Regions from separate parts of the Homo sapiens genome. Here region 1 is linked to region 2. Evidence: read pairs that join two places in POLR2A ChIA-PET (ENCODE). Cell type or tissue: PC-3. All regions are shown on one strand. Links, peaks and the distances in the headings refer to the core of each region. The heading gives the core; the rest is flanking DNA. Region 1 overlaps LOC107984191 (a long non-coding RNA gene). Region 2 overlaps DIP2C (disco interacting protein 2 homolog C).

The links. ChIA-PET counts read pairs that join two places held together with the same protein. Peaks named below come from ENCODE experiments on the same cell type or tissue, not always from the same donor. Only the 100,000 strongest peaks of a DNase experiment are listed, where the experiment ranks them.
Region 1: POLR2A ChIA-PET joins it to region 2 with 13 read pairs; 4 of 35 experiments call an interaction of 5 or more read pairs at or near these places.

What each region holds. Positions count from the first base shown.
Region 1 is chr10:263,352-266,276 of GRCh38, forward strand. It overlaps LOC107984191 (a long non-coding RNA gene), which reads right to left. Exons shown (of 4, transcript XR_007062029.1): 2 at 182-307; 3 at 1-26. Among named protein-coding and RNA genes, the nearest start is that of ZMYND11, 130 kb to the left of the region's middle. RefSeq lists an enhancer at 917-2,116. In PC-3, for the core only: no CTCF peak of the experiment used is centred there; a DNase peak (open chromatin) is centred at 1,541; H3K27ac peaks cover 2,254 bases.
Region 2 is chr10:328,280-331,204 of GRCh38, forward strand. DIP2C (disco interacting protein 2 homolog C) reads right to left here. Exons shown (of 37, transcript NM_014974.3): 30 at 1,154-1,322. Among named protein-coding and RNA genes, the nearest start is that of ZMYND11, 190 kb to the left of the region's middle. In PC-3, for the core only: no CTCF peak of the experiment used is centred there; a DNase peak (open chromatin) is centred at 1,272; H3K4me3 peaks cover 1,312 bases; H3K27ac peaks cover 1,604 bases.

The sequences.
Region 1 (2,925 bases), core at 265-2,764, 65 kb before region 2:
ATCCGGGAGGCCTGATAGTTGGTGCCCTGAGAAAGAAACTCGGGTAAGACCAATGTAAGTTTCTCAAGTTTTAAGACTGGGAATGTCAATTTCTATGTTTATTCTAAAGAAACCACGAACAGCAATTCTATGGGACAACTGGGCTAGTTTCAGTGGGAGGCCCAATTTCAGGAGAACTCACCCAAAACACCTGGTGGGACTTCTGAAGACAGAGTTTGTGCTGGTACCAAGTGCCGCTTTCAGAGAGAAACACCGTGTGGTCAGGGGAAGACACTCTAAATCCTGCAGACTATACCAGATAGTCAACCTAAAAGGAAGAATCCGAGGCAAAGTTAATATAAGTAGGCAGTTTATTTGGGCCAAGCTTGAGGATTGCAGCTGGGAGCAGAGATTCAAGTTGCCCTGAGTATATGCTCTGATAATATATGCTCTGAGAAGCAGCAGTTACAAGTGGGGTTATTTTTTTATTTTTTTGTTGTTGATTTTGAGATGGAGTCTCACTCTGTCACCCAGGCTAGAGTACAGTGGCGCAATCTCGGCTCACTGAAACCTCCAATTCCTGGGTTCAAGCAATGCTCCTGACTCAGCCTCCCAGGTGGCTGGGATTACAGGCACATGCCACTATGCCTGGCTAACTTTTGTATTTTTAGTAGAGATAGGGTTTCATCATGTTGGCCAAGCTGGTCTTGAACTCCTGACCTCAGGTGATCCGCCCAACTCGGCCTCCCAAAGTGCTGGGATTACAGGTGTGAGCCACCACGCCTGGCCACAAGTGGGTTTTTAAAGGCAAAAGAAGAGGATGAGGAGTGGGCTGACAGCAAGTTGACTGTCAGGAATTCTTGTCGGTTTACAGAAACAACAGTGCCGAGTGATTGGCTGTACATTATTAACCTATAGGATGCCAGTAACAGCATCTGGTGTGGCATCATTAGGCTGACTCATACCTGTAGGGTTCAGGGCATGGGGTATGGAGTCCAGTGGATGTCACTAGGTTGATTCATAACTGGAGGGTACATGGCATGGGGTACAGTGTCCAGTGTATGTCACTAGGTTGACTCATAACTGTAGGGTACAAGGTATGGGGTAAGGTGTCTGGTGCATGTTACTAGGTTGACTCACAGCTGTAGGGTACAGGGCATGGGGTACGGTGTCCAGTGTATGTCACTAGGTTGACTCATAACTGTAGGGTACAGGGCATGGAGTACGGTGTCCAATGTATGTCACTAGGTTGACTCATAACTGTAGGGTACAGGGCATGGAGTACGGTGTCCAATGTATGTCACTAGGTTGACTCATAACTGTAGGGTACAGGGCATGGAGTACGGCATCCGGTGCATGTCACTAGATTGACTCAACTGTAGGGTACAGGGTATGGGGTAAGGTGTCTGGTGCATGTCACTAGGTTGACTCACAGCTGTAGGGTACAGGGCATGGGGTAAGGTGTCTGGTGCATGTCACTAGGTTGACTCACAGCTGTAGGGTACAGGGTATGGGGTATGGTGTCCGGTGCATGTCACTAGGTTGACTCACAGCTGTAGGGTACAGGGCATGGGGTACGGTGTCTGGTGCATGTCACTAGGTTGACTCACAGCTGTAGGGTACAGGGCATGGGGTATGGTGTCCGGTGTATGTCACTAGGTTGACTCATAACTGTAGGGTACAGGGCATGGGGTACGGTGTCCAGTGTATGTCACTAGGTTGACTCATAACTGTAGGGTACAGGGCATGGAGTACGGCATCCGGTGCATGTCACTAGATTGACTCAACTGTAGGGTACAGGGTATGGGGTAAGGTGTCTGGTGCATGTCACTAGGTTGACTCACAGCTGTAGGGTACAGGGCATGGGGTACAGTGTCCGGTGCATGTCACTAGGTTGACTCACAGCTATAGGGTACAGGGCATGGGGTATGGTGTCCAGTGTATGTCACTAGGTTGACTCATAACTGTAGGGTACAGGGCACGGGGTACAGTGTCTGACGTGGTATCACTACATTGATTCATAGCTACTTGTAGCAGCAGCAAGCAGTTTCAAGAGATGCACGCATAAGGTCAAGGGGTGTATGTGATGTGACTGCTGCCTGATTTTACTGTCTCTCTGGACCTAATAGTTTAAAAGGATTCATACTCCTGAGATAAAAGTTCTTTTCTCAGCCATATGTAGAAAGCTGAAACTGGATCTCTTCCTTACACCTTATACAAAAATTAATTCAAGATGGATTGAAGACTTAAATTTAGACCTAAAACCATAAAATCCCTAGAAGAAAACCTAGGCAGTATCATTCAGGATATAGGCGTGGGCAAGGACTTCATGTCTAAAACACCAAAAGCAATGGCAACAAAACCCAAAAATGATAAATGAGGTCTAATTAAACTAAAGAGCTTCTGCACAGCAAAAGAAACTACCATCAGAGTGAAGAGGCAACCTACAGAATAGGAGAAAATTTTTGCAATCTACTCATCTGACAAAGGGCTAATATCCAGAATCTACAAAGAACTCAAACAAACTTAACTTACAAGGAAAAAACAACCCCATCAACAAGTGGGCAAAGGATATGAGCAGACACTTCTCAAAAGAAGACATTTATGCAGCCAAAAGACACATGAAAAAATGCTCACCATCACTGGCTATCAGAGAAATGCAAATCAAAACCACAATGAGATACCATCTCACACCAGTTAGAATGGCAATCATTAAAACGTCAGGAAACAACAGGTGCTGGAGAGGATGTGGAGAAATAGGAACACTTTTACACTGTTGGTGGGACTGTAAACTAGTTCAACCACTGTGGAAGACAGTGTGGCGATTCCTCAGGGATCTAGAACTAGAAATATCATTTGCCCAGCCATCTCATTACTGGGTATATACCCAAAGGATTATAAATCATGCTGCTATAAAGACACATGCACACGTATGTTTATTGCAGC
Region 2 (2,925 bases), core at 206-2,705:
GCATGCAGCTGCAACAGCAGGTCTGAAGCCAAAGATTCTAAATTTGGCTCCAGGTTCGTTCAGCCTAAGAACCTGGAAAGGTTGCTTAATTTCTCTATGACATAAGTTTCCTCAGCTTTAAAATGGAGACAATAAGGGCTCCTATTTCAGAGAGCTATTGTAAGGATGAAATGAATACGTAAATTGCATACTGACCCTCAACTATGTCATGATTTTATTCTGGTTATTTATATATGTGCCAACAGGAAGGTCATGAAAATGTACTCACTTTCTAATACAATATAGATGAACATGAATAGTGCTAACTTTTTCCTATATAAAAACTTAAAATGATTGCACAATTACTTATGTTACATAAAGTTATCTTGCATTTTGCTTTCCTGTCCAAGCTTTATGCATTAGGAAAACAATGCAGGACAGATAAATGTACTGTTCCGTTATTGATCTCTGTGTAGATGACAGAAACACAAACACAATCCATGTATATACAAAGACATACACACATCCAAAGAGTACAAAGTCAGTTGAAATTTTATCAAAACTGGTCAGATGATTATTCCCTCCTAGTTACTTGGAGCTAAGGACTACTTAATTTACCATGAAGATATACGTATCAAAATGTCCTTGGTTTAAATGGAGGGAAATACTATTATTCTTACATAATAGCAATTATTAAAAAATGAAACACAACACTGTTAACTGAACTGTAAAATGAATTGAGCTTAGGGTCCAGACCCAGAAATCAGGGTCTCCAGGGAAAATAAAAGTGAGCGGCTAAATTCAAACCTACCTTCTTAAACACCAGTATCAAATAAAGTTAACATCACCTAAGATCTTCTGAACACTGAACACTTCAGAACACTGAATCCACCCAACAAAAAATCAAATTTAGGATCTTTCAAGTAGACCCAGTGGAATGACAGGCATTGAAAATATTTTACATTCTGGTTCGTTACTGTCTGTGGTCGTGGGGAAATATTCACGTTAAAAAGATTTTCATATAAAGGCAGTTTGTAAGCTTCAGGTGACGTTAGATTAAACCCAGGCTTTGTTTTGGAGGACTGTTTTAACTTCACCCCATCACAGATGTGCCTTCTTAGAAAGGAGTCCCTGTGGGCTCACAGGGCACTGAGCTGCCAAGGGAGCTGCTTACCTTGAGGGACTCTGTTTGCGAGCCCAGCCCCTTGGTGCACAGCTCCATCACGGAGTAGGAGCAAAACGTGTCTCGGACTTTGTACTGACTCACGGCAAGAAGCCACAAGGCGGGGTTGGTTTCCAGCTCAGAGGGCGGGATCAGGATGGACTGGTGCCCAGAATACACACTGCAGAGAAAGAAGAGGCTGTCAGGGCGGGAGCTCAGCAAGGCTGGAGCTCAGCAAGGCTGGAGGGCTCAGGGCAGCACTGACTCCAAGGAAAAGGAGGACTTGGAACAGCCCGTGCTGCCATCTGTAGAAGGGCACAGTAAAGCCAACGCTGCAAACTGCAACCATGTTCACGAAAGCCTTCTGAAAAGCAAATACGTACTACAGAATCATGGGGCAGTTCCTACCACTTTGAACACACATTTAAGACTACTAAACGCTGTGATGCTGTGATGTCTCTCAGACCTGCGACATCAGCAAACTGGATCCTCTTTCTTAGTAGAAAACACAGGGATCAAATTTCGGTTTAAAAAAAAAAAGTCCAGCTTCAGAACAGGAGCTGGCAAACCACAGACACTTCCTGTTTTTGTAAATAAAGTTTTATTGGAACAGGGCCACCACCACTCATTTGTTTAAATATTGTCTCCAGTGGCTTTGAGCTGAGTGGTCAGAGACCACAGAACCTAAAATATTTACCAAACAGCAATTTAATAAAGAGCAGGCCTATACCTGGTTTAGAAAACTGACAGCCAGGGTGAAAAAAAGACAATTATGGTAATTAAAGTTAGTCACTCAATCTTTTTAAGATCAGATTTTTACTAAAAAGGATCCCAACGAATTACCAAACAGAAGAAATAGAGAAAAATAACGATTCTTTAATTTTACCTTCATACTAGAGAACAGATTTAGAGAAATGAAAAAGTGATAGATTACATATTTTATCAATTGATGGGGTAAGTGTGGATTTAACAACTTGTCAAAACTACATTTTTAATGGTTTTAATTTTGTTTACTACTATGAATTCACAATAGATACCATACATTAAAATAAAATATCCTAGATAAATCACGTTCTAAGATTTACAATTTAATTAACGGGAACGTTCTGTTGCCCAGGCTAGAGTAGGGTGGTGTAATCATAGCTACCTGTCACCTCAAACTCCTGGGCTCCAGCAATTCTCCTGCCTCTCCTGAGTCAGTAGGACCACAGGTGTGCACCACCATGCTTGTTTTTTTTTTTTTTCAGTGGTAGGGTCTATGTTGCCTAGGCTCATCTTGAACTTCGGGGCTCAAGCAATCCTCTCTTGTTCCTGCTGTGGCCATGTAAGATGTGCCTGGCCTCCCAAAGTGTTGGGATTACAGGCATGAGCCACCATGCCCAACCTACACAATTTTTTTTTTTTTTTTTTGAGACAGGGTCTCACTCTGTCACCCAGACTGGAGTGCAGTGGTGTGATCTGGGTTCATTATAACCTCTGCCTTTCAAGCTGAGGCCATCCTCCCACCTCAGTCCCTGAGTAGCTGGGACTACAGATGCACAACACTATGCCTGGCTAATTTTTTTTTTTTTTTTTTTTGTAGATACGGTTTCGTATTGTTGCCCAGGCTGGTCTCAAACTCCTGGCTTCAAGTACTCCTCCTATCTTAGCCTCCCAAAGTGCTAGGATTATAGGCATGAGCTGCCATAAGAGGCCTACGCAAAATTTTATCAGTGAAACAGCACTATGATTAACGAGTTAGGCCTTGTTAACTACTATGCTATAATACTAAAGCCAGTTCTTTA